Regions from separate parts of the Mus musculus genome. Here all the other regions are linked to region 5. A link is a loop called in an ENCODE intact Hi-C map of the cell type or tissue named here. Cell type or tissue: heart. All regions are shown on one strand. Region 1 holds the start of Bach2os (BTB and CNC homology 2, opposite strand). Region 2 has its middle 91 kb from the start of Map3k7. Region 3 has its middle 9.3 kb from the start of n-TGccc3. Region 4 has its middle 18 kb from the start of n-TGccc3. Region 5 has its middle 7.4 kb from the start of Gm52717. Region 6 has its middle 16 kb from the start of Gm42266.

Region 1 (5,000 bases), 420 kb after region 5:
TGACCTCTAATCCTGCACTTCCTGTGGGTTCCAGAGGCAGGGAGAGAGTCAGCACTTTGGCAAGACTGGTATGACCAACAGGAACATATTGTGCAAACCGCAGCAGTGGCCAATAGTACCCTCTTTCACATTTGGCCTGCTGACTCAGTGACTATTCCTCTGTCTCCAAGCCTTAACCAAAAACCAAAGCAGTCCACAACTAAAGAGATTCATCGCCTACAAATCTCCCAGGCCTGTCTACCGTGCAGCCTCCCTGCCCAGAGTCCACTGGCCATAACAGCAGGCTATTCGGACAGGTGGGGGCGAGAGTTAGCAGAATGTTTCATTGTGTCATATTGTCTACTCTGTGCTGTCTCTGGGGACCCAGAGAGTAAACACCTCTGATGAGAAGTACCGTCTGGAAGGATATGTTAGGCAGGAGCACTGACTCAAACAGCAAGCTGTACAAGCTTGTGTACGTTGTATTAATCTCCTGGAGGAAAGAGCAGAGGCGTGAGCTTTCTCGCAGCTGGTCGGCTTTCCAAGACGTTGTCACATTACCTAGTTTTCAGCCCTGTGTGGGGTACATGGATGCACACAAAAGCTTGTGAAAATATTCCTCTGGAAAGGCCCAGGGCTGCCCCTCATCTCCAGGAATGCCCGCCCGTTGCCTTGGAAACAGCCGAGGGCTGAGGTTGAGCCTCCGCATCCCTTGAGGAACAAGGCAGGTGCTCCCACCTGCTGGTCAGTGTAAGTTCCTCCTTGCTGTGTGGCTAGCAGATCTACAAACAGAACCCAGCACAAGAGTGAGGGCTCCCTTCCCCCTGAGAGAGAAGAAGATGTATGGCTGACTGTTTTCTTCTCCACTGACCGTCTTTAAAAACGAAGCCCGATTGCAACAATCCCTGATGAAATTCCATGTGTGGTTTGCTTTTGCTCCAAGGACTTTGACACTGCCATTGTTGATTTTCCCTTTCCCCCGCCAACCTTCCATCCTGTCTACCTGGTCTGTGTTTGCTGTCTAGATGGCTTTAAATACAGTAGCGCTCGGTGCGGAAGCCCTTTAGACTTTCCTTGTGATCTGCTCTGTGGCATGTTTTCTTTCTGCAAGTAAGCAAATACAGTCTGGAGCTGAAGTAAGATGGCTCTGCTGTCAGTGGAAATAGAAGTCCCCTGAGCCCCAAGGGTGCACAGCTTTTGTGATGCCCAGGTGCTATGTCTCCAACTGACGACCTGTGTGCTGCTGGGGCACCATCTAGGATCTGAGTGTCTGTTATCCAAAGCTTGGAAAATGGAGATAAACAGTGCACTGTATCATTGGAAGCCTAGGAGAAACAGCCCCACAGGCAAAGGCCTTTCCAACAGCCTGCAAAGGAGCCATTTGTCCTGCCTGCACTCACCACATGGGAGGCATAGTAAGTGCCACATGGAGTAAGTGCACAGCTAGGAAGTAACCCGACAGAATTTTCACCCGGCCCTAGGAAAGGCAAATGATTCTTTAGTGTGCTTACCTTTGTGCATGGTGATCAACTGGGCACAAATACCAGGACTGAGCCTCATGACTATCTGATGCAACCAACAGATAACTCCCAGATTCAGGGCAGACTAGCCATACCCTTGACCTCTTAAAGAACACAGACTCAACACTCCACCCTCTGAATCCTAACAGGAAGTTGCTTTCTTCACCAATAAACCCAGGCCCACATGCTTTCTCCAGTGACTCTTTTTCCTGAGAGATCTGTAAGATTCCTGGGCACGTCCTACACATGTCTAGCAAGCCTTTTGTGGGGACCCATCTGAATTGTGGAACAATACTGGAACAATAAAATGTGCTTTAGATTTTAATTTTTCATCATTGAATTTTTTGTAAATAACTTGTATAGATTACATTAGAAATATTTTATACACTGGGATAAATGACATGTTCTTAAAATGAAACTCACCTGGATTGTTTTGTTTTGTTTTGTTTTTACTTTATTTAATGTGGCCGCTTTCAATTTTTTGGTTTCTTGCAGGGGTGGGGGTGTTGGTTGAGTTTTTCTGAAACAAGCTCTCGGTATTTAACCTTGGCTAGGCTCAAACTCAGAGATCCACCTGCCTCTGCCTCTCAAGTGCTGGGATTAAAGGTGTAACACAACACACCTGACTGACATACACTTGTAAGTTTAGCCTCTCTGACTGGTGTTAGTATTAAAGGTTAGCCTAGCACATGACATTTAGGCTTACATTGCCATCTGCTGGCCAAGCCAAGAAATTGAATATGAGAAAAAAACCTAAGCAACCTGAGCTGGGTCTAATAGCCTGGGCTGGCCTGGAACTCCACAGGCCTCTGAGGGTGGCCTTAATCTTCCTGCCTCCACCTCCTCCCAAGTGCTAAGATTGCTGAGGTCATAACTGTGCAGGAGTTGCAGAAACAGATGTAACTGCAGAAGTTCCCAAACCATCAGCACCGCCTTAGCAAGGAAGGGCAGAGAGAAGCTGTTAAAAGTCACAGACCTGGGGCTGGAGAGATGGCTCAGTGGTTAAGAGCGCCAGCTGCTCTTCCGGAGGTCCTGAGTTCAATTCCCAGCACCCACACAGTGGTTCTCAACCATCTGTAATGGTATCTGAAGTCCTCTTCTGATGTGTCTAAAGACAGTGACAGTGTACTCAAATATATAAAATAAATAAATCATTTTTTAAAAATGTCACCGACCTGAACTCCAAACCCCATGGAGACTGACAAGGCCCTAGAGAGAGAGAGAGCCTGGGCTTGCTCTCAGCTTCTGCATCAGACACAAAGTCAATGTTTTCACACAAAACAATTAGGGTCTTCAGTAGCCCATGCTGGCCTTAAACTCAGTTTGTCAGTTTGTAGCTAAGGATGACCTTGAATTCCTAATTTCCATACCTTCACTTCTTGTGTTTATAGATGAGGACCACTCCCTGCATCAGGTCTCCATAGTTGCCGTTCTTACAAAATAATACATACTAAAATTAAACAACAGAGAAGACACCTCCAGAGTTGTGATATCCTCTCTTCATTGTTGTGGAGTTTTATTTATTTATTTCTATTTTATAGTTGTTTGTGTGTATGTCTGTCTGTACCACGTGTGTGTCTGGGGCCAACAGAGACCAGAAGAGGGTATTGGATTCCCTGAAACTGTAGCCACAGATGATTGTGAGCTGCCATGTATGTTCGTGTGTGTGTGTGTGTGTGTGTGTGTGTGTGTGTGCTGGAAATCAAACCTGGGTCCTCTGGAAGAATAGCAGGTGTTCTTAACTATCGAGCCATCTCTCCCACCCCTGCCATCCTCTCTTTTAAAAATATTTACCTTGACTTGTGAAGGACTTAAAAGTAGGAATCGTGCCTAAACCTTAATGGCTTACAGTAGCAGTGGTCATTCAACAGCTCTCACACGTTCTGTGTGTCAGGAACTGAGCTGGCCCTCATGAGCATTTCTGGCTCAGATCGGGTGTTGGCTGGGGTTACAGTCCTCTGCGGGTCTCAGTGGCTTCAAGAATTCACTTCTGGGCTGGCAAGGTGGTTCCTCGGGTAAAAGGGGCAGCCACTAAGCATGGAAACTGAGTGTCATTCCCAGGGCCTGTCTAGCTAGAGGAGTGAACTGAGTTCAGAATAATTAAATAAAACCTCATAAGCAATGAGCATGCTTCCATTCACAGAACTGGCAGGATAGTGCTGTGAGCTGGAGATGCCAGGTCTGCCCTACTGAGCAGCCAGTGAAACAGGACAAAGTACAAGTCTCAGTGCCCTTCAAGGCTTAACTTCGAGAACACATGACATCGTCCAGCAAGGTGTTTATCAGAAGGAAGGAATATGCATCGTGTCAGAGAAATAACAGAATTACCCTGTAAAAGAAAACGTAATTTTAAAAACCATATCCTGACAAAGTGCCTAGCATAACACTAACCTGAGAAGCGTACCTTGTTTTGCACGAGGACACTGAGGGTCAGAGGGGTGATGTCACCTCTCTCCTGTGTGAGAACTAAAGCCCAGCTCTGACTCCTCCTACCCAGGATGTCACCTTGGGTTCTGTGTGAGTAAAAAAGACTCTCACTGACTGGTGCATCTCTGCAGTGTCTTCAAGGTGTGCTGGGCTCAGTCTTCCTTCCCCATCTGTACATCGGTCTTTAGAAGATCACTTTGGCCATTTTGTTGAATTCCGGTTGTGTGTCTTGTAGCAGGGGCTTTGATAAACCATGGTCTTTCTTACAAAAGTTCTGCAACATTGGAAGAACTAACACAGTTTACAATATTTTTAATGCCATTTGCTTCAAAGGAACCTCAGGAAATGATAACATTATAATCTGTGTGTGTGTGTGTGTGTGTGTGTGTGTGTGTGTGTTGAGACAAGGTCTCACTATGTAGGCCAGACTGGCTCCCCACTTACTCTGTAGCCCATGCTATGCTCAGATGCATGGCAATCCTCCTGAGTGTTGGGATTAGAGCTATACACCACCAGGCTGGCCGACTTGTGTGTGTTTGTACTGTTTGGTTATACGAATATTTCATCTTACTTGTATTGGAAATAAGAGAAGTATTAATCACTACTTGCTTTCAGTACTTCCCATGACTTGCTCATCTTAAAAAGAGGTTTGGAGACTGGAGAGCTGGCTCAGCAGTTAAGAGCACTGGCTGCTCTTCCAGAGGTCCCAGGTTCAACTCCCAGCTCCTGCATGGTGACTCAACCAGTTCTATAATTCCAGTCACAAGGACTCCAGCACCATCTTCTGGCCTCCATGGGCACCACACAAACAAGGTGCACAGAGATGCATGCATGCAAAACACCCACACACATAAAATTAAAAATAAAATAGAAATACAAACAAGAAAATGATATTTGACTGGACAGATGGCTCTGCAGTTGACAGTGTATGCTGCTCCTGCAGAGGACCCAAGTTCAGTTCCCAGTGCCCTCAGTAGGCGTCTCACAACCCCCCTAACTCCAGCTCCAGGGCCTCGTACACCTTCTTGTGGTCTGCACTTATGTGCGTGCACATGTCAACATGCACACATAAAC
Region 2 (5,000 bases), 98 kb before region 5:
TGGCTTCGAGGGTCATCCTTTCCGGAAAGACTTTCCCCTCACTGGCTATGTTGAGCTACGTTATGACGATGAGTGAAACGGGTAGTGACTGAACCAATGGAGCTGGCACAAGAATTCCACAAGTTTGACCTGCTTTCGGAGGTTTTCCTTGCCTATCGTCAGCCTCCTGAGAGTCTCAAGCTCGAAGCTGGAGACAAGAAGCCTGAAGCCAAGTAACTTCAAAAGCATAGAGATCCTAGAGGAAAAGGCTACACCTAGGGTTGTCTGTAAATAAACTCCAATGGACAGTCAGAAAAAAAAAAAAAAAAAAGATCAGAGGTCCACCTCAGGCATCTTTCCTCAGAGATGGTCGCCTGCATCTTTATTTGTGTGAGGGTGTGTGTTGTGAGTAGATTCGCTCTCCTCTATGTGTGGAGCTCAATGGCCAAAGTCAGGTGTCCTCCTCCAGCACTGTGCTCCACACTTTATTTATTTATTTATTTATTTATTTATTTAGAGATAAAGTCGCAAATGAACTTGGACCTTGTCATTTCAGCTAGACAGGCCAGGCAGCTCTGAAGTCTAGCTTTTATGTAGATTTTGAGGATCTGAGCTCAGGCAGGTCTTCATGTTTTTGCAACAAACTCTATCCACTGAGCCATCTCCCCAGCTCCACCTTGCATTTTGAGACTTGGTGGTCTCTCAATGAGACCTGGAACTCAGCAGCTCCGGCTCCCAGCCAGCAAGCCTTAAGGATCCTCACAGCTCGGCCTCCGTAGCGCCGTGACGACAATGAGATAGTGCTACATTTGACTCTGTAAAAATAATCTAACAGTTGTGCTCATGTGCGCGTGCGTGCGTGCGTGCGTGTGTGTGTGTGCGTGTGTGTGTGTGTGTGTGTGTGAGAGAGAGGGAGAGAGAGAGAGAGAGACCATGTCAGAGGACAACTTTATGAGTTTGTTCTCTCCCTCCAGGGATCAAGCTCAGGTGTCAGGCTTACCCAGTGAGCCATTCAGCTGTCTCAGGCTTGAATTTTCTTCTTCTTTTTTTTAAGTCAGTAAATATAAGAAAGTTTTAAATTGCCCTAAAAGGCAATTTAACACATGGGGGAGATTTTTGAACCTATCACTTTGGTACAGGGCCCAGATTCTGTGACACTGGAGCCTAACTCTCATTGTGAGTGTGACCACTGAGGAGAAGGCTGCCCATGGAAAGCGCTATTTGATAGTCTTAGGGCCAGTGATTCAAGAGAACGAGCCCGCATCTAAAATCCAGAGAGCCTCCGCAGATAAGGAATATTTCCCTGAAATCAAGTGAAGGATTTTTTTCTTTAATTCATTTTTTTTACAGTCCATGTTTTATTCACCCTTCATCCCCCCTCCGACTGTTTCATATCCCACACCTCCTCCCCACTCCCATGTCTCCACATGAATGTCCCCATCCCCCACCCCACCTGACGTCTAAACTACAGTCTCTTGATGGTTAGGTGCATCATCTCTGAATGAACACAGACCCGGAAGTCCTCTGCTGTATGTGTGTTGAGGGCCTCATATTAGTAGGTGTATGCTGCCTGGCTGGTGGTTCAGTATCTGAGAGATCTCAGGGGTCCAGATTAATTGAGACTGCTAGTCTTCTTACAGGATCACCATTCTCCTACGCTTCTTTCAGCCTTCCCTAATTCAACAACAGGGGTCAGCAGCAACCCATTGGTTGGGTGCAAATATCTGCATCTGACTCTTTCAGCTGCTTGCTGGGTCTTTCAGAGGGCAGTCATGATAGGTCCCTTTTTATGAGCGCTCCACAGCCTCAGTAATAGTGTCAGGCCTTGGGATCTCCCCTTGAGCTGGATCCCACTTTGGGCCTGTCACTGGACCTTCTTTTCCTCAGGCTCCTCTCCATTTCCATCCCTGTAATTCTTTCAGACAGGAACAATTATGGGTCAGAGATGTGACTGTGGAATGGCAACCCCATCTTTCACTTGATGTCCTGTCTTCCTGCTGGAGGGGGGGCTCTATAAGTTTCCTCTCCCTACTGTCAGGCATTTCATCTAAGGTCCCTCCCTTTGAGTGCTGGGAGTCTCTCACTTCCCAGGTCTCTGGTATATTCTGGGGGGTCCCCCTAACCTCCTATTTCCTGAGGTTGCCTGTTTCCATTCTTTCTGCTAGCCCTCAGGACTCAAATGAGGGATTTTTAAACGTGATAGCAGGAGTTAAAAGGGAAGCAAGGGACATGCATTTACAAGTAAGTCAGAGACCAGAGGGCTGAGGACACAAAGATGTTACCTGGAGATAGTGAGTGGCCTCCTTCACGCTAGGCCAGCACGGAGCTACTGAGGCAACGCCGTTGCTTCTGCGGATTCCCGTGCTCCAAGAGAAACGGGGCTTTTTCCCTTCCCCAAAGACACTCTGCCAACTAGACCCCAACTGGACCGCCGGATGCGTAAACTGCCCCTGTTCTATGATTCTCATACAAATTTGTCAGTGATTTGCAGACACTATGAAGCAAAATTAGAGAATAATCATTAAAAGCTTCCGACAATATGCCTATCCATAAATTCTTCAAGAGGAAGATGAACCACCTTCACATAGCACGGCCCGGGACCTTACCGGCTCCAGCCATGCCTTCTCTAGCCACTAGATGGCAGTACAAGCACAGACTTTCAAAGGCCCTTTATTGACAGGGTAGCGACAGCCAGCGCTACTAATGAGGCTGGCTTTGTTTTTGTTTCTTTTTTGTCTTCCATAACTTCGGGTTTCTGGTGTCTGATTCGATGTTTTGGGCCACTTGGACTTTCCACTGCACTTCCAGCCCCTTCCAGAGGCTTCATCGTTTTGCTGGGGAGATAACACCGTGGAGCCTTCTGGGAAATTGACTATAGGGATTTGAGAAAAAAGCTTGACTTCCGGCACCCTGGATCAGTGGGTTCATTCTACGAGCTCCATCCAGGTCACCAGCATCCAAATCACTTCCCTGTCGGGACCAGATGTTCAAAGGAAAATCCCGATTCAGAAGTAGGGAATTTCCTAGAAGCGATTTTTAAAATGTATGTTTTTGTGTGTATGTACATCACATGTGTGTGCGTGACCATGGATAGCAAAAGAGGTTGCTAGCGTTTCTGGAACTGAAGATACAGGAGGTTTTGAGCAGCAAGGCACGAGTGCTGGGAACTAAATTAGAATCTCTCGGAAAAATGGGATTCCCCGGAAGAATAGCAAGCATTCTTCAGCAATGAGCCATTTCTCTCTCTCTCTAGGAGCAAAAATTTCCCCCAACTGGATCCTAAGAACCTTGTTCCAGAGGAGAACATCTCTGAGGGTAATTGAGCAAGCTACTCTGGGAACGTATGCCCCAAGCAGAGTTATAATTATTAGTATTATAAGTATTAGTACGTACTACATAAACAGTAAGTGCTGTGCCGAACTCTCTATGAAGATTACCTCATTCACTCAATAACAACTAGCGCTTGTTCCAAGCACTTGAATTTTAAACCGAGTCTGCCTGAGTGAAAACTGTTGTTGTCTCAATGCATACATATATAAAACACAGGACCCTGTGACAGAATCCTGTCCCTTGTGCCTACCGATCCTAAGTTCTAGTTCAGAATGCTTTGATGAAGTCCAAATGCAGGTATGCCTAGCCACGTCCACCAAACAGGAGTCTTCTATAAGTTCCAGTCCAGGGGACACTGGGTCAGATGGGGCCAGCCTGAAGACCAAGGAATTCAGTAATGGTTGGGCTCTGATCCCAAGTGAAGGTGTGTGTGTGCTCAGGGTGGGGTTGGGGTGGGGGTGGACGGGGTACTGTGCTCCAGATAAAGAGAAAGGGCTGGGAAAATCTGATCTCTGCACTCAGTTCTGACAACTCTGGTTCTCATCAGGGGAGTGGCCCTCCTCCTCAGTGCCTCTGGGTTGAGCCCTGCTTGCTTAGATCCTAGAATCCTTTGGAAGCTCAGATAGCATAAGCCTGCTGACGTTAGTCCCACTCGTGGAAATGTAGCCCAGAACTGCACATCTTCATCTGGGTTCGGTACCCACGTGCGTGCTCATGACTTGCTTCTACCAGTCTGTGTCAGAACAAGATGAGAGCACTGTGGGTAGGGGTTAGAGGAAACCCTTCCCTTTGAGAGTCCGTCTTTCCTGGTTAAATACTGATCTGGGGTACTTGCAAGCTTATTTTATTCCCTGGAAATGCATAACTTTGGCAAGAGTAGATTGATCTTCCTTCTCCCCTCCCCCTTCCCCCTTCCCCCTCCTCTCTCCCCTTCCCCCTTCCCACTTTCCCCTTCCCCCTTCCCTTCCCTTCCCAGCTCCCGATCTCTTGCCTCCACCCCCTTAATGCTGGGATTACAGCAATAACCTGGTTTACATGGTCCTAGGCATCAAACCAGGGCTGGAGCACACTAGGGAAGTACTGTACCAACTGTGATACATTTCCAGTCTCCTTTCTTGTCCTTTTTCTTTTTTCCATTCATTTCTTCACTTTTAGCTTTCTTTTTCCTTTTCTTATTTAAAACGTCACTCCCAATTTGTCTCTGAACAGGTAAGCAATTTTGAAAGTGGCTTCTAGACTGCCATCTAGTGGTCATCATAGCTCATGGTCACTGACTTTCTGAGACTACAGATTGTTGGAGTGTGTGTGATTGGGTGTGGCTGGGGGCGGTGTAAGTGTATGCATGCGTGTAGAAGGATGTGTGTATGTGTGCACATGTGAAGGTGTGTGGAGGTGGGGGTGCACATCTCAGTGTATGTGTGTATGTGCACGCATGTGCGTGCACATTTTAAGTGTGTGCTCAGCTGCCAACAGAGAAATGTATTATCATTAAAGGATTCAGGTTTGGGCACTGGAGAGATGGCTCAGCGGTTAAGAGCACTGACTGCTCTTCCAGAGGTCCTGAGTTCAATTTCCAACCATTACATGGTGGCTCACACCATCTGTAATGAGATCCGATGCCGTCTTCTGGTGTGTCTGAAGACAGCTACAGTGTACTCATATAAACAAACAAACAAACAAACAGCAACAAA
Region 3 (5,000 bases), 86 kb after region 5:
AGCCTGGCTCATATAAGAAAACATTTATTGATGCTATTAAAATGCATAAAGCTTAGCCCAGCATGGTAGTGCACGCCTTTAATCCCAGCACTCAGGTGACAGAGGCAGGTGGATCTCTGAGTTCCAGGCCAGCCTGGTCTACAGAGTGAGTTCCAGGAGTCTACTCATAGAAACTGTCTCGAAAAATCAAATTAGTAAGTTAATTAATACAATTTTAAAAATGCATAAAACTTTTAACCAATACATGTTTTAAAGTATGAGAACCACCCTAAGAACTACCCATGGCTGTAAGAAACTATCTAGCAATGCAGGCCAGAATTGGCATTATGTCCTTGCCGGGAATTTGGGTAGAACTTGCCACGGACAGCGTTTGTTTCAAAGGGGACAAGACAGGAAAATAAGACCCAGAGCTCCGGTCTTTGCCTCACCTGAAACCAGAATCGGGTACCCAGGAAAGTGGGACAGCAGTTAGAAAAAACTAGCGTAGGCACTGTCACCCTACACGGGGCTCTTGCTTAGTTTTCCACCCAGACATTTACTAAGTCCTCAAGTGCGGGCGGCTGGAGCAACACTTTGGATGGTATCACAAGACTCCCAGAGCGATGCTTCCTGGCTTCCTCGGCATATGCCAATGCCCATTTTACAGGGGGATTTATGATCCTTCTCTCAGTAGAGCCAGCCAAAGTTTTATAATCTTCATTAAAAGCCAGCACCACGTGTAATAATATGAAACGCTGCCCTACACAGGGTAGGGGAGCAAGTTATAGGTGCTTAGGGAAACATGGCAGTTTCCTGGCCTTGGCAAAGGGTGAGGTTGCAGGCACCAGCACAGCAACTAACACAACCTTACTTTATTGCAAATGTACCTTCAACCTAAGTCCTAATTACTTTCTTTAAATTTTCAACTACCTGACACCAAGCCTATGGTGGCTTAAAGGGGCAACAGCAACCTGACAGCATTCAGAGGGGCAAGCAAGTGACAGCTGTGGAAACTCAGTGGAAGTTGAGGTTAAGGAGATGGAAAGAAACTCTAAGATCTTTTAGACTGGGAAATATATAGCTCTTGGTGGCTGGAGGTCCCCCTCCATTGGGTAGGCCTTTAAAGAACTCTTCTTGGGTAGGGAGCTGCTCTTCTCAAGGCCCACTTCCCATAAAAGGGGGCCTGATTCAGCTTTCCAGGGTTCATGGCTCATCTTGTCCAGCTCCTTCAGGGAAGCTGTAGTCGGCCGCGGAATGTCAGGTTCCAGGTCGGCTTTCCCTTTGATGAAGTGCCCATGGCTCTGGCGACCTCCCCACGTGCCACACTGGCCTTCGCAGCTCTCCCAACCCCACTAGCCCCACAAGCCCTGACTTTCAAGGCCCGGGCAAAGAGAGGCGGAGCTAGGAAGTCATCCGGGCGGGGAAGACAGGGCTCTTCGGGCCGCGCGGCCCGCACAAAGCCTGGAGCCCGGCGTCCGCGGCGGCGAGAGGCGCGCCCCCTCCCCGAGCCAGCCGGCGAAGCGCGCGCCCGCCAGCCGGAGCCGGAGCCCCGAGAGCGCCATTCGCCGAGAAGCTTACGCCAGTCACCCGGCGTACCGCGCCCCAGCGGCCGGGGAGGTGCGCTGCCCCGCTCCCGTAAAGTTATTGTGAATGGGGAGCGGGTGACGTCAGCGCCGAATGTCAACAATGTAGCGATTGAGAGTGTGGGCGTTCCGGGAGAGCGCGAGCCGCGCGGCGCAGCCAGCAGCCCCGCCGCCGCCGCCTCAGCAGCCAGCCCCGCGGCCGCGCACCGGGCTGCGGTCGCCCCTGCGCCCCGCTTCGCCCGCCGCCCCTCCCTCGCGGCCCGCGTCCCCCCTCTCCCCCGTCGCCCCCGCCGCGCGCGCCGCTCCCCTCCCCCTTCCCGGACTCGGGGGGCTGCGAGCGAGCGAGCTGCCATGTGATGCGCATCCCCTCCGCCTGCTCTCAGTGACCCCAGGACCGCCCACCACGCCGGCGGCCGGGAGGGGGCTGCGGGCTGGGAAGACGCGGGCAGGACCGGCGCAGGGGGACGAAAGTTCCCGGGAAGGTGAGTGCCCGACCGGGCCGCGGGGCCGAGGCGACGCAGCGGGGCAAGTTTGCACGGGGAGCGGGCGAGCGGGGCAGCGGGCGGCGTGGGGCCGCGGCGGGCAGCGAGTCCGGAGGGCGAACGGCCGCTCCCCGCCCACGGCCGCCTTATGGCATTTTCTAGGAACGGGAAAGGGGTGGGAGCCGAGCGGAGGACGCGGCGGCGGGGCGCGCTCTCCCGCCTGCCTGTTTACGGCGGGCGAGGCGGCATTGTATTTTGCTCGCGTCGCCGGGTGTTTTGGAACAGCAGGGGGAGGAGGAGCCGAGGGTAATAAGTCAGTCGTGGGGCGGGAGGGCGGGTGGGGAGAGCAGCGCCGCCGGAGCCGCAGCAGCTGTCAGACCCATGGCCCTGCCTCCGGCCCCAGCCCGCGCTCCGGCCATTCCGGGTGGCCTGGTCCCTCCCTGCCCACCGCACCCCCGCGCGCGGCCGTTCCGCGAAGACCGCGGCTCTGTGGCCCTGCGGCTCTGTGGCTGTGCGCTCAGCTGTCAGCCGCCGCAGGGTGGCTCGGATGACCGCGCCGGGCGCTAGAAAGAGGCAGCCCCGGTCCTCGGGCGCAGACGTGCCCAGGGGAGCTCAGGGCTTCCAAGAGGGGACACCTTGTAACCGCCTTCTCCCCAAGGCCCTAGAACACACATCCACACCTGTGTGCAAGTCTCTCAATCCCCAGGGCTCCACCCAAGAGTCGAGTTTAAGGAAGGGACAACTCGCTGCACCTCCCCGCACCGCGGCCCTCGCAGTTCACCCACCCACCGGGTGTTCAGGAGCGAGCGGCACCGAGAGGGCGGCGGGCGGCGCTCATGGACTACCCCAGGTGCCCGCGAGAGAGGACTTGATTCAGCATCTGGGCTGGGCGAGGATTTGCGGAACTTAGAGGAAGCCCGCAGGGCGGCGCGTGTCTGAAGAGCCGCACATCCCAGGCCCCCGGGGTCGTGGGCACATTGAATCTCCCCAGCCTCCTCTTGTATTCATGCAAGTTTGGCAACTTGGGCGAAGTTCCTGCCAGGCTGTGGTCCGGGTGGTTTTGTGTGTGACCCAACAAGATGCTCCTCGCATTCCGCGGGTCCAGCCACTGCTGTCGCTGCCTCCTGGAACGAGAGGGGCTGGAGCGTCCCACCCCAGAGACCCAACTGCGACTTGCAGCGGGCTTGTGGGCGGCCAGGCGACGCGTTCCTGGATTTTCACCTTCGCTGTCTAGTGTCATAGTCTCTCACTCTGTTAATTTCATCTGCTGAGTGTATTTAACTAAAAAGGGTAATTACTTTAGATAAAAATGCTTCCTAGCCTAGTGGGAACCTTGGCGGAGATACTGCCTAATGAGATCTTTTTTTTTCTTTTTTCTTTTTGCTTTTGTCTGTTTAAGAGTAAAATTAGAGATGTTAACTCTGATAACGGTTTTCTCAGATCATTAAAATGTATCATGTAGGAAATTGTGCCGCTAAAGCTCAGGCTGACTAGAAAAGCTAAGCTTGAACTGCCTTATGCCCCTCCTCTTGAAGAGATGGCTATTTCTGCAAGGCAGCGGGCGACTTGCTTAAAATGTGAGGTCATCCCATCCTGAGCCTCTAACAGCTTGCCAGTGGTCGGCCCTTTTCATTCTTGCAGGTAATAAACGTGGTGGAAAAAAAAAAGACATCTTGTTAGAATTAGTCTTGCCAATTCACAGTGTTGCAGCCAAACTGTTCCAGTGAACGTTCTGTCAGTGTCTCTATTGTAATTCAGTTTTCCAGGCGCTTATAATCACCACAAAACTTTGTATGGCTTCTCCTGTTCTGTACTTTAAAACTATTGATCACCCACTTTGGCACTAATTGCTATGTTTGAAACCCAAAGTCATTCAAATGAAGGTGGGTAGGGTCCAGAAACGAGATCTGCCACCATAAAATAGTTTGGTTAATATTTACATTTTGTATTTTAAAGGGCTTCAGGTTTGCCACATGGTAATCTAAATGTTTGAATAAATTCTTTGACTATCAAGGGGGTTGGAATGTCAGTTCGTACAGATCTGTTTTCCTCCTCAGGTGTATGATGTCTAAGTGTCCTAGCTAGATTGTAAGCACCCCTGGTAGGTAGTTCTTAGTGCTTTGTGTGTTGTGTGTCAGAATCTGCCACCGAGCAAGAGTGAGGCAGAAAGAGTCGGAGGGAATCAAATAGCCCCTAATTTACTTTCAGTGCTACCGGTGTCTGGGAGGCTGCCTGGGAGGCTGCGGTGTATTCTCTTTCCATTGAATTATGCCCTTTGACTCAGAATCTTCAGGCAATTCCCTTCCAGCCACTCACCTCTGGCTGCTGTGTGAGGGGCTTAATTATTTGCAAACTGCCTTGAAATCCCAGGATGAAAGGCACCGAATAAGTGCAAAGTATTGTTATTCAGATATGGAATTTAATGATCCATTACAGTTCATCAGGAAAATGCACTTTGCCGTGATGGGAGGAAATGTTTCCACCTGATGGAGGGTAATAATAAGTGCTTAAAAGTAGGTTCAGATTACAGATGAGACAATTAACTCGAGCCATGTGCTCTTCAATTTGTTGCAATTCATTTTGTGATCAAAGTGAGTTACAGGGTGCCAGATGGTCAGGTTCACGTTCAAATCTCTCTCAAGCCAGCCCTGCACTTCTGTGCCCATGGTCAGCCCAGCCAATGGGATGCAGTAATTCATTAGTGACTGGGAACTCTATTCCTCTGAATCTGTGATGCAGCCTCCTTCGATGCCAACAGAAGGGCCCAGGCCAATCAGTTTTGCTGGGAGCAGTTTGATTTCACTTGGATTAGCTCTTGCTTAGCATCTCTGGTATGGATCCAGTCTTAACAAGGAAGAAAGAGACCCTTGGTCTCTCAAGCGACACTGCTCTTGGTTTTAAACCTCCATCGGATTTCAGAGACTTAGTTTCTGGTTTGCTTCAAAGGCTGGCCTGA
Region 4 (5,000 bases), 95 kb after region 5:
GAATTGCTAATTGCCCAAAGTACACTCCTGTTCCTACTTGGAAAAAAGTACAAGATAACATTCGAGTTAACATTGTTACTTTGAGCATTTTAACGACGTTTGACAATATTTGAATGACCAGAAGCTATTTGGACGTTTCCTTTGGTCAAATGTCATATGTTAGACCTATGCAAAGATGGTTCGTGAAAATGTGGGTCTAGCTTCTAAGAAGCCCCAAACTTCCCAGATGGGTGGAGAAAGGGGGGGGACGGGTAGTAGGATTTGCTACCAAGAATGATTTGGGGCCTTTCTTGGAAGCTTAACTTAAAAGGAATGGTAGTACCTACTTAAGACAGGTCACCTAGGACGCATGCGCAAGCACCTCTGTTTTCCCCTGTGTATGTGTTGCTTGCATGAACTCAGTCGTCCTAATAACCTGGGGCAGAATCATGGATGGCAGCAGATAGTGCTTGGGAAAGCAGGGACTGGGCAGGAGATATCTGAGGCAAGCAGGGGCCACCATGCTGTGTGTCCCCCTCAGTGGGACCTCCGTTGCTGATATCAGGAGTGGACATTTAGGCAGCTCACTCTGAAATACTGGCTGTTTTCTTGACTTGACATCTATCCAAAAGACAAACTTGAAAAAAAAAAAAAAACAATTTCTCTGGGAACCTGAATTGAATGTGTATCTCCAGGCAGCCTCGTGATTCACTTTCTAATAACTGTGTTCCTCGGATCTGACCTAGTAAGCATTTAAGCATCTGAAAGTAAAAGTGATAACACAGGAGAGCCAAAGATAAAGAGGTGGAACATGGATCCTGTTTCTCCATCCTCAGATTTTAACTCTGTTCTTCACACTCCGGCCTCTTGATGGCTGAAGAATTTGCTATTTGAGGTTTTTTGGTGAGAGAAGAGGATAAAAATTGTAAGCAATGATTCCTCTAATCCTGGGAGCACTCTACCCTGGGAGCACTCTACACTAGAGGAAGAATGGCATTCACGACCAATTCCATTAGCGTTCCTAATTGGGAATGTTAGCAAGCAGTGACAGAGAAAGTAGTGACCTTTGTCCCCATTCGAGGCAGTTTCAGGAAGAGATTATCTTGCCAGATTAGCATGTTGCAACTTTGAGCTGGAGATCTGAATGGGTTTGAAGGACTCTGCTTGGCAAGTGTCCCAGTTACCTGGGGTTTGTGAGGGTCACGGCTGTGTGCTTACTCAGCGCCACTCTGCCTGGACTGGACAGCAAATTGACACTTCAGTCAAGAGGCATTCTTGGGGCTGGCTGAACCTTAAGTGCACGGGAAAGGCTCAGTTTGGGAAATAATAGAGCGTATGAATGTACTGTGGCTCATTTCTTTTTAGCAATGAGTTCAAAATTTGGAGATAGCTAAATGCGGAGATACTTAGTGTGTCAGTGTTGGAGGTTTTAAGTGATTAAAAAAATCAGGCAGATGAGTGCATGAAGATTTCTATGCAAACAATGATGAGCTTAAATTAAAGCTGCTGATTTAGTGGGAGAATTACTCACATTGATTTGTAGAATATCTATATGGGTTCAAGATTCCATATTATGCAAATGAATAAACCCTGAAGAGTCAAACTGAAGGGAAAAAAAGAGAAATTATCTGTGAAAGATATTATTACCATTCAGTGAGAGGAAAATGTAGACACATTTCAAATTAACCCTTCCTTCGCACACATTCCATGGGATGACGAGCGTTGGGGACAGCAGTCCTTATCAGAATTGTAAGGAAGCTAGGCAGGCATGTTGCCATCAGTTCCCAGAATCCTCTTGCAGCCACTTCCAGGTTACACTCTGTTGCCTTTGGCCACCTGGTGTGATAGCCAGTTCCTGCCCTTCTGACCTCAAGCCAGTATCAGAAAGGGATTGTATAAATAGCGTTTTAGGAGGAAATTGGTTGCTCAGCATACCCAGTGCACTACTTCGGTGAGATGTCAGCATTTGAGCGAGAGACAGGCAAAGAAGTATGCAAGAGAGGAAGCCTGGAATGTTCCACTGTGGTGATCAGCTGATGGTCTCTGTGCCATGGTGAGTGAGGGGGTCTCGTCAGGAGCTCAGCACCGGCAGGAAGTGGAGACAGGCTGATCAGAGGACACAACCACAGTAAAATGAAGATGTAAAACATGGCTGATTTGCCACGATCTGTTATTCTGGGAGCTTCACCTGTGAGACGCTGGATTTGAATTCTTCTGCCTGTCACAGGTGTGTCATGTGACATTTAAACTCATCTTCAAGGGGGAAACAACGTGGCCAAGGGTTTGGGATTTTTGTCAGTTAATGGCAAACATCCTCTGAAATTATCCTTGAATTCATGAATATTATGGTGAGGGGAGGCCGTGCACCCAACTTCTTCCACCATCCTCTTCACTCCCCTCCCCCCAGTTTCATTGATAAAAATGGACTGAGGAAATTATTTCAGAATTGGTTTGACCTCTTCTGTTAGCACAGTGGTGCTCTCTGGACATGAAGAGAGGCTGACTGGTTAAGGGAGCAGTGCTTGTTTTAGATAAAGCCCTTGCCTGGTAAACAACTCCTGGGGGATGAAGTCAGAGTTGCTTGCTACCCCTCCAGCAACCATGCTATGTTGAGTTGGTGGCGCCATCTAGTGCCAGCCTCTGGAACTGTGCTGGACTCGGTCTTTCTCATCCGTGATATAGGGTGTGGAGAGGCTTTTCTGCCCAAGGGTAGTTCAGTGGAGAGTGCGCTCTAGTTCCTGAGGGTAAATATACCTCCATCGTCCCTTCCCCGACTCCACAGCTCTCAGAACCCTTTCCTTCTCTTCCTTTTTTCAACTCTTCCTGAGTCCTTCTCCTCCCCCTTCTTCCTGCTCTCTCTCCTCCTTACCTCAACCTCTTCTCCCTAGTCACCAGCTCTTCTCTTCTCTTCTTTGTTCTCCTCCTCCCTTCATCCTCTTCCTCCTGGGACTAAAATTGAGAATAACTATCAATACTTTTCTTTTCCCTTTGTGCGGAAGTCTCGTAGTAGACTTGGTCCTTCATTCTCTGCTAATTAGACATTTTCCCAGACTCGGTTGGTTGGGGGTGGGGCTGGGGGCTGTCTTCATTCTTCTTGGAGCCGTTGTTGCAGTAGTATTTCCCACTTGTAAGTTATACAACCTCCAGTGCACACTTTTAAGCTGGAGTGGTCTGTGGTCTGTCCTGAGATGCCCCCTGATGGGCACATTGCACTTGGCTTTGAGGAAATGCGTTCTGAGTTCCAGACCTTCCACGTGGACTTTGGGATTCTGTGTTAAATGAGAGAGCAGAACTGAAGGCACGTGGGTCAGAGTCTGGCATGAGATGGTCCTGTACAAGCCGCCAATGGGGCCTGAGTTCGTGTCTGAGTTTCAGTCTCCCTCATTCAACACTTCAATTCCCACATATGTTAAACACCTCCTATGTGGCTTTGAATGCAAGTCTCTTCCGAAAAACAGGAACTGTGCTTCGGTTACCGGTTCTTGTGGTCGATAGGGCAGCTATTTTGATTTGTCAGAGGAGAGGAAAAGCAGTTAAATCTAGTTAAAATTAAAGCCAGTTAAAATTAACTGGCTCAGGAGATTTGAATGCAGCTGTTCCACACATTGAAACACGGAGAGTGAGTTGTTTTTTTTTTAAATTTTTTTATTACCACTCCTGATTATTACTGGTCATTACTTATTTTTGAGCCAGGGTGTAGATTATCTGCATGTTTTGTTCTAACAGAGGAAAGTAATAAGTGGGCGGCGGTGGTGTGTGTGTGTGTCTGTGTCTCTGTGTGTGTGTGTCTCTGTGTGTGTGTGTCTGTGTGTGTGTGTGTCTGTGTATGTGTGTCTGTGTGTGTGTGTGTCTGTGTGTGTGTGTCTGTGTGTGTGTGTGTGTGTCTGTGTGTGTGTGTCTGTGTCTCTGTATCTGTGTGTGTGTCTCTGTGTCTGTGTGTGTGTGTGTGTCTGTGTGTGTGTGTGCGCGCGCACGCGCGTGCGCGTGCATGCGTGCAGAGATTCTTGTGTGTCCCGGTTTTGTTGCACCCTGCATTGTACATGCCACAGTGCTGCGCAGTCAGCAGTCCCCTTGCTGACTCATGTGCCGGGGCTGTGGGGCTCCCTTGGCTGCTCTGCCTGCGGTGCTTAGGACCAGCATGGCCTGGGGAGGGTGGGAGGTCGGCTGTCATTGGGTCTGTGATCACTGTGAACTGGCTGGGTTCTTCTTCCCTCTGTCTCCCCAGCACAGCCTCTGGCTGGTAGGAAAAGCAGGCACATGTCTGCCTCTACAGGGACAGCATAGGGCACAACCTCATTTCTGGAAGAATTGGCTTTCACTTTATTGTTTTGGGAATCTTCAAACCCAGACAAATGGGTAAGGAGAGATTCTGCTGTTAACGACTTAGCACCCCCTCAAGGACTTTTTAAAACTTGAAGTGGACTTCCTTGGCATTACAGACACTTGGCCCATTTCTCCCTCTGTGGGCAGCAGAAACAGGAGGCAGGGCCAGTAAGGGGGTGTGACTAGCAAGTGAAGTCGTCCCCTGGTGACCACAGCCTTTGTTTATATCTGTTGCTGGCTATTGATGTGAAAACAAAAACAAAGCGCCTAGCCTGGGGTCAGGAAGATGCTGTCACCTGACTTAGCTGACTCCCTCTGCCTGTTTTGTTTACATAGCTCCGGTTTGGGTTTTTCGTCAGAAAGTGTGAAATGCTGTTTTTTCTGAGGTCGCTACATAAACTTCCTTTTGTGGACGGGAGTTGATCAGATCATCCTAGACTCCCAGACGATGATGCAAAGCTGCTGAGCTGGCGCAGGGAAAGCTGAGCAGGGGCTGAGACAGAGCCTCTTGCTAGCCTGGAGAAGCTTTCTCCAGGAAAGGAGGGCTCTCTGACCAGTAATAAAGAGAAAGCCACAGTGACTGTAGCATATGCTGACGGACGGTCTTGGTTTCTGTCGATAAGGGGTGACTCATCAGTGTCAATAGAATTGTGACTTCTAATAATAACACAGCGTGAGCCCTTCAAAACATGCGGTTT
Region 5 (5,000 bases):
AGATCATTAGAGATGTCTCATTAGCAAATATGCCTCTGCCTGTTTATGGTCAGGGATCTGAGAGTTAAGAGAGAGCAATTAGAAGGAAGGTGGAAAGATTCAGATGCTGCTCCTGTTGGGAGTCTGCAAGGCTTGATGAAATGCTGTCCTTCAAAGAGACCAACCACTCACTGGTCCAGGTTGATCATACCAGACAGACACCTTTCACTCCTGGGTACAAGTAGAGACATCAATTTGTCCTCACTGGGTTGATTTACATTTGGGTGGTTGTAATCTCCTCACCTATGAAGCCTGGCCAGGCCTACCATCTGAGACACAATATACTCTAAGCCCTTGGCATCCGTGGCAGAATTAGTGGCCCCTTTTATTAGTATGCCCAGTGGCCCCTTTTGGAACTTGTACCTATTTCTCCTTCAACATTAGGCACAATCACCAGAGGCGATCAGAGGTGATAAAAATATGATCGTCAGGAGTTTAGAACATCTGGGGTGAATGTCTGGGTTCTTTCACCAGCAAGTAACCCAGACCAGTAAAACTGCCTCCGGAGGAGATGGACAGCAAATAGGGACCTAGAATAGCATCAGAAACCATCACAACCAGCCCATATGTTATAAAGGTTTTTGGTGGAGTAGGAGCTAAAAGGCAAGTCAGATACTATGGGGTGAGCCACCACCGCCTGGAAAGATCTAGAAGAACTGGAGGAATTTACTATAGAGCACAATGTCTCTGCTTAATGTGAGGGGCAGACTAGCCTCTGCACTCTGCGCCTCACCATTTGACAGCAGAACCAGGGGTCTTTTTATAGAGGGCAGAGGAGATTTTATAGCACAAGCGGCAACCAGGCTCTCTGACTCTCGGGACGGAAGCAGGGAAGCCAGAGGAAACAGTATATGTGTAGCCATATTCTCTCTAATATAAAGTCACTTCACCAGTGAGAGATTCTGGTCCTGAGGAAGCCCACTCATTAGGGACTCCAGCTGCCTATTGGTTTCTGTGAAATGGGGGGAGGTGATACAAAGGCCCGTGGCCTGAGCAGCCACTGGATTCTAGTATTACATTCTGACACAGGCCCACAAGTGTTGGGAACCCATGGGGCCAGGCCTTAAGAAAGTGCAGCAAGCAGAATCATCGGAGAAGGAACTTGGAGATGATACATCAGGAAATCTAACCTTGCTAGGTGCTTAGGAAAGGCCTTTGTGAGACAGAGGATGAGCAGGATGATGTCAGGCAGACACAGGCAGAGGGAATATTAAGAGACACGGAAGCAAGAAGGGGGTCGCAGAGCAAATGAGAAATGGATAGAGGCATGGAGTGGAGAAGGGAGGCAGGCACTGGACCAAGGCATTTGTGGGGAATCCTTGCCTCAGATCTTCAGTTATTATTGACACATTTTCAGCAAGAGAAGCCATCACTCAGCTTCTATGCCGTGAGCTCACGCTGGCACTGTGCACAGAAGCATTGCGTCTAGAATGCTCTGTCTATATTAAACTCTGTAAACCAGGCCCTAGGTTACACGGGATGTATACAAAAACGACCGAGAGAGCACAGCCAGAGGAAGGTGGGACGGGAGGTACCCTGGGAAGCAGGAAAAGAAGGCAGGCTTGGCCAGCAGTATTAACATTGCCAGAGAACAACGGCAGTATTAAGTAACATTAGAGGGCAAAGAAGTGTTAAATGACGTCATCCGAGAGCTGCAGCAGTGCTGTGACATCAGAGGTCAGCAAGAGAGGACATCCGCTTTGCTCTCGATTAAATATCAGTGTGACTTAGGAAAACATGCTAATTGGGAAGTTACTGGGAATCTATCTGGAGGAAACAACGCAAGCGTCCATGTATATGACCATGATGGTTTCGCTTATAGTGCACAATAAAGCTAGGTGGTAAACCAATCTTACAGTCTTTCATCCTTATGGTAGAGAACTGACTAAGCTGAAAGATAAAATTTCATTAAAGTATACTGCAATCATTAATCTGCTATGATGTGTCTGAAATTCCTTCACACGTGAGCCTGTGGCTGAGTCTCTGTCATGTGATGTTAGCCTGTCCTCCTGAGTCTCCCTTACAGTCACCCACACACCACAGGTGTTCTAGACTGCTGGGGCATCCCCTCCTAAATGACCGATCGGGAGAATTTCGTTCCATAATCACATTCTGGGTCTATTTGATCTTCTGATAACTCTATTAGGATGTTTATAAGCTGACTTGCTTTTTAATTGTTTCCCTTGTCCCAGAGATATAACGAGTGCGTTTTGCTAATGGGTTTTGTAACCTCAATTCTTTATTTTTATTGCTAATGGACTCTCCAGTAATATAAAATGAGTGATGAATGCAGTCAGATAGAAGCAGAAAAATCAATACCTGTGCTGACTCCATATTAGTTAAAAGCAGATGAAGAGCCGAGACTGGCAGAGAATAGGATTTCCTCTGCCTCCCCCAAGCACTGGAAAATGGGGACAATGATCTACCATGGGCTGAGCCACTCTCTACAAAGAAGGCTCTCCCCCCCACCCCCCTGTGCTGTGTAACAAACAGTGAGTGAGGAGTTGAACAGTCCTTGGCATGCTGAAGAAGTATCTCCAGTAGAGGGCAGTGCTCCATGCCCACAGTCTGAACACTGCCTCTCTGGAACAGCTCACCTTCCAGATAACAGAGGTGTAGTGACTCCACCACATTGGAAGGTCCACCTTTGGTCAGACATGCTTGTCCATAGCAAAGCCTCAGCCACTGCAGGTTCACGTTTGGTGAGCTGGTAGACACGGCAGACACACTCGGCACTGTGGATGTATTATCTCATTTAGCCTTCACAGCAGCACTGTTGTCATTGACCCTGTTTATAGAAAAGGATGTGGAGGGAGCTTGCCCAAGCACATCCAACTAACAGTGGAGCAGTGAACTCGGTTGTGCTCTGTAAGACCAGGGTTTAGTTCCCATGGTGATAGCAGTGGCAGGCCATATTGTCTGTTCTGTTCTACCATTCTAGACCATAGGGACTCTTACATCCATCCACAACTAATGGAGAGTTTGGGGTATGATAGTGCTTGGTGCTTGGGAAATAATTAGGTTTGAGTCACCAGCTAAAAGTGCTTTATTGTGTTGGGGAGGGGTGCTATCGAGTAGGTTTGGCATGCTTTCTAATTTGTCTTCATTTATAGTCAAAGCCAGTAGTAAATAGCCATGATAAGCACGTACATAAACAGCTGCCAAAGAAACATGAACACAACCTAAATGGATACACATTGCCAAAGGCAAAGCTCAAATGGTTACCTATGCCTGCCTCTTTAGTTGCTACTTGTAATTTTCTTAAAACCTTCCATTAAAGTCCAAATTGGTTACAACTTCCAAACATCGTCTACAGACAATGTTTTCTGACAGTTGTCAACCCGAGGGCAGCAGGAGTTTCAGTGAGGTGCTGCATGAAGATTCCCTTTCAGGGTTTTAACAAGAGCGCTCCCCACCATACCCGTCTTCTCCATGGGGTAGTGGACCGTAAGAGGAAGCCTAGTCCTCAGTCAAGCTAAAAGGTTTGAAACCCTGGAGATCCTTAAAGCATAGTAGGAGCTTTGTCTACTCTCAGGCACCAGGCCCCTGTCACATAGACACAGCCCCCCCATAGATTTGTGGCCATCAGTCACACAAGGGCAACACCCCAAGCCCTTCCCCATGTAGATGAGGCATCCCTAACATCTCAGACCAAGACAATAGGAAAAGAGATGCAACCACAGGTGACACAGGCTCAAGACAGAGATCTCCATGATATTGAAGTACCCAGAGGCCTGGAGAAGATTGCCAACAAGACTTCCTTCCCAGACATCCCTCCTTGCAAAAGATATTTAATCTCAGGCCCACCCCGAGAAGTGGGGTATGACTTTACCCATCTACTTTCCACCATGACAATAAATGCCTCAAAACCACAGACTGCCTCTTTTCATTGAGATCTGCCTTGTAGAGCCATGGAGAAGGCCTTCAAGTCTCCTGTAGAAGGCCTCTCTGCACTCAGCTAGACACAGCCCAAGGACCCCCAATCTGTTCTCAGCTCTTCTGTGACTCCCAGTGGTGCCTGAATGTCCAAGAGTCTGAGAACCCCGTGGCCCCCGCCTTGTCACAGGCCCAGGGACCCCTGAGCCAGCTCTGGATTTGCCATGGAGGAGCAGTGCCTTAGGGCTTCCCTACAGTAGAGCATCTGCCTGGCAGGGCATAGGATCAGTGAGGTCAAACTCCCCGAGTTCCGCCTCACCCAAGTGGTCTTGCAGAGTGGACTCGGGACCCAACGCCCTACACTTCTCTACTCCTTCAGTCTACCACAGCAAACTCTCCGCCTTTGTCCTTCTTCCCATGGGAGATAACGACATTAACTCCTACCCACCTGTGCCTTTTGATTGCTGGTTGGTTGTGTTGTGGGGTTTGTTTGAGACAATGTCTCTGTGTCACCCTGGCTGTGCTGGAACTCGCTCTATAGACAAGGATGAACTCGAATTCACAGAGCTCCACCTGCCTCTGCCTCCCCAGTGCTGGGATTAAAGGTGTGCACAGCCATCCCGCCAACGACGCTATTACTTTTTCCACGTGTCTACATGGTGTGTCTCTGACCATCTCTGGTAATAACCAGAACTTTTACATTAATCATCTAGTACAGTACAATACTCTGAAAAATATCTGAGGGCAATGGAGACTACTGCGGGTAGGATCAAGACATGTTTTTGTACTTTGAGAAGCTAGGACTGGAGACATGGCTCAATCACTGAAGCCTGGGCTCCCAACCAAAAGGATAAGAAATTAGAGTGTTGTGCTGAGATGACTCTAGGAACAGCAACTGGTTTAAGGGTTGAGAACTGGATGATAATTTCAAGGGGTCACATTAATCCTTAGAGTTCTCTAAGGAAAAAAATTTAACTCTGAGTCTTTATATTATCAAATGAAAAATTAAAACATGCATTTACCCATAAATTATGGGCATATATGAAAGCATGCAGCATGTAGTAGTTAAGAACTTGGTTCTGAAA
Region 6 (5,000 bases), 49 kb after region 5:
CAGGCACACACAGGCCTGGACTACCATCATGCAAATATTTACTGAGAGTTTCATACTGTGTTAGCCACAGTAGAAAGTGTTAAAAAGAAAGGACTAAAACGTCTAAAGTAAGGGGCTTATAACTTTAATGGGAAAGACAATCATACATAGAATAACAAAAAAGCAGGATAAACTAATGACTGGAGTGAAATAAAAGACAGAACAGGAATGCTCTAGTAAGTTGGGCAACTTTTCTGTTAGAATGAAGAAAAACAAAAACAAACAAACAAACAAACAACCCTGGGGGGGGACTGAAAAGAAGAAAGGCTAGATCCTGTTCATGGTTTCAGAGGTTTCAACCCAGGGTCAGTTGGATTCAGTACTCCACAAAGATGCTCTTTATTGCCGAGGCAGAAGCATAGTATGGACCAACTGGTATCTGAGTTTTGGTAAAAACTGAGGCCAGAACTGACACATTTAAGGAAGAGCATCCTCTCGCACAGAAAATTCCAAAAGTGATGCTGTGACTGTCTCTTGTCTCTTCTCACTGATGACCCTGGCTCAGAAATGCATCAGGTCAAAAGAGGCACTAAGTGCTGGTTAGTTCAAAGACTGTAGTCTATGATCACAGTTCAGCTTTAGTGGGCAACATGCTCAGATTATTTTCTTCTATGAGAAGAGCCATGTATGCCTTTCCTGTAAGCTCAGTTCTTCTTTGTCACATACAGAGCCGTCTCTCCTTGCTCTTATTTTAAATGTTCTCTTCATTTATTCTTACAGTGACTTTAATAAGGACTGTGTATGCCCCTGGTCCATCCCAAACTATCACTGTTGCATTGTTGACGAATCCCTTTGTTAGACCTTTTATGGAGGAGGAGATGAGCCCCAAACCTTTGCTCACTGCTGTAAATTCTCACCCGTGCGTAAGGCATATTAATGACATGTCGACAACACAGAGACTAAATTTCATCTCTGCCACTTACCACTGGGGAACAAAAACCACCACTTGTATGCCTGTTTCCTACCCTCCCTCTATAAACTGGGAATTGTCACTCATTGGGTTACTGTTACAAATGACTAGTTTAAAAGATATGCCAGATGTATTTAAAAAGCAAGTGCTATTATTGCTATGTGAACTAATAGAATTCAGTTACAAGGTGTCTGATATATAAAGACTGTGTCCATGTAGCTTGATTGTGTACACTATCTTAAATTAAAACACACACACACTTAAAATAGTCATCACTTACAAAGCTGAATCATGACATTTCTTTTTAGTGATATCACAGGATCCGTTTTGGAAGCCGAGTGACTGTTCTGTCGCACACGAGGTCACACTCTCAGGCACCAAAACAACCCAAGCCGGTGACGATATGCGTTCCTTACCCCAGGAATAGCAGCATTCCACTTTAGGCAGGACTCTGCTTGGGTGCTAGTGCCCCAGATAGGATTAAGATGTGGCTAAGTCGCATCTTCCCAGGCAACTTGGAGGGGGCCCTTGGGAGTTTAAGACACAGCTCTTCCCAGAGACCCACTAATCCGTGCTCTTTGTTGTGACCAAGCACTGACTTACTAGTGTGCCTTATCCCTGTCTATCTCCGGGCTTCGTTAGCAATTCTCTTCATACCCTGGGCATGAAGCTTCCTCTCAGGTAACCAAGAGCTTTAAAAAGAGAATCTCCAAGAGAAAAAAAAATCTGAGATATCGTGGTGGTTTTTCTACTACACACTAAGATAATTCCAGTTACAATTCAGTGGATCACAGCATCCATCTCCAGAAGAGCCACTGGCAAGCAAAGACCAGGCCTCTGGAAGCACCAAAAAAGCCAAACAGCCATGTAAACAAACAGTCTGGACCAGAACAGTATAAGCACACCTAGCTCTCCTCCTGTGGTCCTACAAAAGAGGGTGGCCTGCCCGCCCTCAGAGTCTACTCTCTTTGGATCAAGGGCAAGTTCAAGCTTTTCAACAACTCCTTTGATCTTCATCAAAGTTCTGGGTTAAACATTCCAGGTTGTTGCTGTCTGCCTTAGTTACTTTGTCTGTTTGTGTGATAAAATATGCTGACAAAAATCAACTGACAGGAGAAAGGGTTTATTCTGGCTCACGGCGCCAAATACAGCCTTTCCTGGCAGCGACGCCTTGGCAGTAGGCACTTCAAGTGACTGGTTATATTGTGTCTACAAACAGGAAGCAAAGATGGATGAATGCGTACTGTACGGTTGCTCAGTTCCTCCCGTGCAGGATCCAGTCAGGCAACGGTGCTTCCCACAGAGGCTGAGCCTGCCCAACACCATCCGTGTGGTCAGGACAATCCCCTGCAGGCACACTCAGAGGCCTGACTGCTAGGAGATGTTAGATTTTACTGAGTCGACCCTTAACATAACCATCACGCATCTATGCATATCCGCTCACAAAGAACTCTACTTCAGTGATGTTCCCAGAGCAAGGCAAGCCCTCTACTTCAACCACCAAGAATTCCTGAGATGCCTGGCTCTCTGTATGCCACACATCACCAGAGCATATGACAGACAGCGTATGACTTGTGGGTATGTTTCTGCCTGGTCAGCCTGTAGGTGATACTCTGACCACAAGAACCTTCAGTCACCCTGAGCTACTCAGTGTGGATAGGAAAGAGAAGCCTACACAGCCTGGTGCTCCTAGCTTGAGTTTGTGTTTGTTTAACAGGCTCTCAGGGGGGAAATATTCTGGGAACCTCCGCATTTATTTCTTCCTTGGCATTTTATTGGAGTATACAACTTGCAACACTGTTTCTTATCAGGAACATATTCTCGGGGTTCTTCCCCCCCCCCCCAGACAGGGTTTCTCTGTGTAGCCCTGGCTATCCTGGAACTCACTCTGTACACCAGGGTGGCCTCGAACTCAGAAATCTGTCTGCCTCTGCCTCCCAAGTGCTGGGATTAAAGGCATGCGCCACCACTGCCCGGCTTCTCGGGGTTTCTTGAGAGTAGTTCTTTTACATATTAGCCAAGGCTTTTTTCCTGGGGGTGGGGTGGGGGGAGGGGGAATGACACAAAGACACAGAGACAGATGACACAGAAACACAGAGATAAACGGACAGAAAAGAGAGATACGCTGAGAGACAGATGGAGGCAGAGAGACAGAAACAAAGACAGAGACACAGAGACAGAGAACACACAAAGATCCTTAAGAAACTTGGCTCATGCAACCCTAGAGGGTAAAAGTTACATGCTCTGTCCTGCAATCCACAGACCAGAGGAAATCAGCAGTGCTTCCTATCACACTCACGGGCTTGATAACCAAGGCTAATGTCCCAGGGCGAACGGAGATGGTCGTCTCAGCTCCAGAAGGAAGCTTGAGCCCACCATTCCTCTACTTTGTTGCTTTCTTCAGGTTACCAACTAGGCTGGAGGATGCTGGTCCACATTGGAGGGCTCCATTGTCTTTGCTCCGTCCATCAATTCAAATGCTAGTCTCATCTGAAAGCACCCTCACAGCCATCAGAAAGAGTGTTTTACCATCCGGCTAGGTATCCCTTGCCCAAACAAGCTGATATTATCACAGGTTGACCCTCTGCCAACTTAGAGCCTATATGTTGTTTCTTCTTAAACCATACTTAATCTCCAAATAATGAGAGTAATTCCACTTAGCATGATCCAACTGTCTCACATATAGGAAAAAATGCCCTAATCTTTCCCACAGTAAAGATGAGGTCCTTGAACGATGCTTAGTTCTCTCTTGACAACTCATAACTTAAATACCATGATACCGAGTTAGCAATACTACATGCTGAAGGGTAGAAAGCCGGTCTACCTTGTGTTGCATTGTAAGGCATTAAGAGAAGAAATTAAAATTGTTTGCTTGTGATACGTATACACACATGAATTTATAACAAAATAAGGAGGAGATAATCTTGATCATCGTCCTCATTCCTATTACTGGAGACAGGAAAGTAGATAGACGCAACTATCTTCTGATATGCTGTCTGTATTTCTCTTGTCTTCAGAAAGTGCTTCCTTACCTAACTGGTGATGCCTAACCAGCTGTTTCTTTACCTGGTGGAGTAGGTCAAATCTGTTTGTGCAGGCTCTTTGCCACGAGTAGTATTACCTGGATTGGGTTGTAGCTTTTCATTGGCCTTAATCCCAGGGCATGGCCATATGAAGAGCCACAGTTAAGAAATTTCTTAGACTCTCTTTTCTCCATTGTAGAACAGTAGTTCAATTTCCCCTTAAGTAGTACAGCTAACACACCCCTGCAATGCTGTAGCCCCTTATTTGTTGGTATAGAGCTATGAGGAGTGCACAGCATCTGGGAACAGGGCTAACTTTCAGTTCAGTAGATTCCTTATTGAGTCTTATGGCAGGAATACGCCTCAGTGTGTAACAGACTCCGCTCTAGCCTGGTAGAAGGCAAAACATCAGCAACACAAGCAAGAATTCTGTTAGGAGTCGCTAGCAAACAGGGACATCTTCACTTTGTATTTCAGGATGGGTCTTGGCTAATAAAGAGTACCATTTAAGGACACTGATTCCGAACGTATAGAGAACCTTGCCCCAGACCTAACATGCACTATGAGCGAATCCTTAAAACATCATTCAGTCCTTTCATCAAGGCAGCCGCTTCCGTTTGGAGAGTGTGAGAAGCCTGGTGAATAATTCCACAGCGCGGGCCTTTTGCCACCCCTCCTTGGCTGCGAAGTGCACTGTCTAATAAGAAGCAGTGCAGTATGGAATAGTCTAACAGAATCGTTCTGTCAGCTCATGGGTGGTCGTGTTGGCTGAAAGTGGGAGCCCAAATTCCATTGTAAGTGGGGAAGCAGCTTCAACTCATAAAGATTCATAAGGCTATAGGGGTTCAACATCTCCAGTTTCATCAAGGATTTTCTGCATATTCCCACCACAACTGGCAGGACCCCGATATTTTCCAATCAGTGGCCCCACTTTTTTTTTTTACCAGAGACATATATAAGACCTGGAGTTTTAGTTCTATTACAACTAGCCAATCACGGGATGAGATTCTGTGTTTGCTTTTCAGCCA

The links. Peaks named below come from ENCODE experiments on the same cell type or tissue, not always from the same donor. Only the 100,000 strongest peaks of a DNase experiment are listed, where the experiment ranks them.
Region 1: it touches region 5 in a loop (6-fold over the local background); 14 of 42 quality-filtered maps call a loop at or near these places.
Region 2: it touches region 5 in a loop (2.4-fold over the local background); 6 of 42 quality-filtered maps call a loop at or near these places.
Region 3: it touches region 5 in a loop (2.8-fold over the local background); 30 of 42 quality-filtered maps call a loop at or near these places.
Region 4: a loop joins it to region 5, with 5 times the contacts of the local background. A loop is called at or near these places in 30 of 42 quality-filtered maps.
Region 6: it touches region 5 in a loop (1.8-fold over the local background); 2 of 42 quality-filtered maps call a loop at or near these places.

What each region holds. Positions count from the first base shown.
Region 1 is chr4:32,570,094-32,575,093 of GRCm38, forward strand. The region is part of intron 3 of Bach2 (BTB and CNC homology, basic leucine zipper transcription factor 2); the gene reads left to right. It overlaps Bach2os (BTB and CNC homology 2, opposite strand), which reads right to left and starts at 1,569. Exons shown (of 5, transcript NR_026843.1): 1 at 1,491-1,569. In heart, CTCF peaks have their summits at 714 (motif pointing left), 2,211 (motif pointing left) and 4,709 (motif pointing left); a DNase peak (open chromatin) is centred at 98; H3K27ac peaks cover 461 bases.
Region 2 is chr4:32,052,699-32,057,698 of GRCm38, forward strand. It overlaps the pseudogene Gm11927. Among named protein-coding and RNA genes, the nearest start is that of Map3k7, 91 kb to the left of the region's middle. In heart, CTCF peaks have their summits at 2,611 (motif pointing right) and 4,557 (motif pointing left); a DNase peak (open chromatin) is centred at 2,613; H3K4me3 peaks cover 975 bases; H3K27ac peaks cover 497 bases.
Region 3 is chr4:32,237,046-32,242,045 of GRCm38, forward strand. It overlaps a transcript of Bach2 not described here. Among named protein-coding and RNA genes, the nearest start is that of n-TGccc3, 9.3 kb to the left of the region's middle. In heart, CTCF peaks have their summits at 1,594 and 2,899; DNase peaks (open chromatin) are centred at 1,586, 1,976, 2,446 and 2,936; H3K4me3 peaks cover 2,823 bases; H3K27ac peaks cover 3,130 bases.
Region 4 is chr4:32,245,857-32,250,856 of GRCm38, forward strand. It overlaps a transcript of Bach2 not described here. Among named protein-coding and RNA genes, the nearest start is that of n-TGccc3, 18 kb to the left of the region's middle. In heart, a CTCF peak has its summit at 2,615 (motif pointing left); DNase peaks (open chromatin) are centred at 2,605, 4,105 and 4,535; H3K4me3 peaks cover 1,413 bases; H3K27ac peaks cover 3,265 bases.
Region 5 is chr4:32,150,969-32,155,968 of GRCm38, forward strand. No RefSeq gene overlaps it. Among named protein-coding and RNA genes, the nearest start is that of Gm52717, 7.4 kb to the right of the region's middle. In heart, a CTCF peak has its summit at 2,584 (motif pointing right); no DNase peak of the experiment used is centred here; H3K27ac peaks cover 547 bases.
Region 6 is chr4:32,200,029-32,205,028 of GRCm38, forward strand. No RefSeq gene overlaps it. Among named protein-coding and RNA genes, the nearest start is that of Gm42266, 16 kb to the left of the region's middle. In heart, no CTCF peak of the experiment used is centred here; no DNase peak of the experiment used is centred here; H3K27ac peaks cover 640 bases.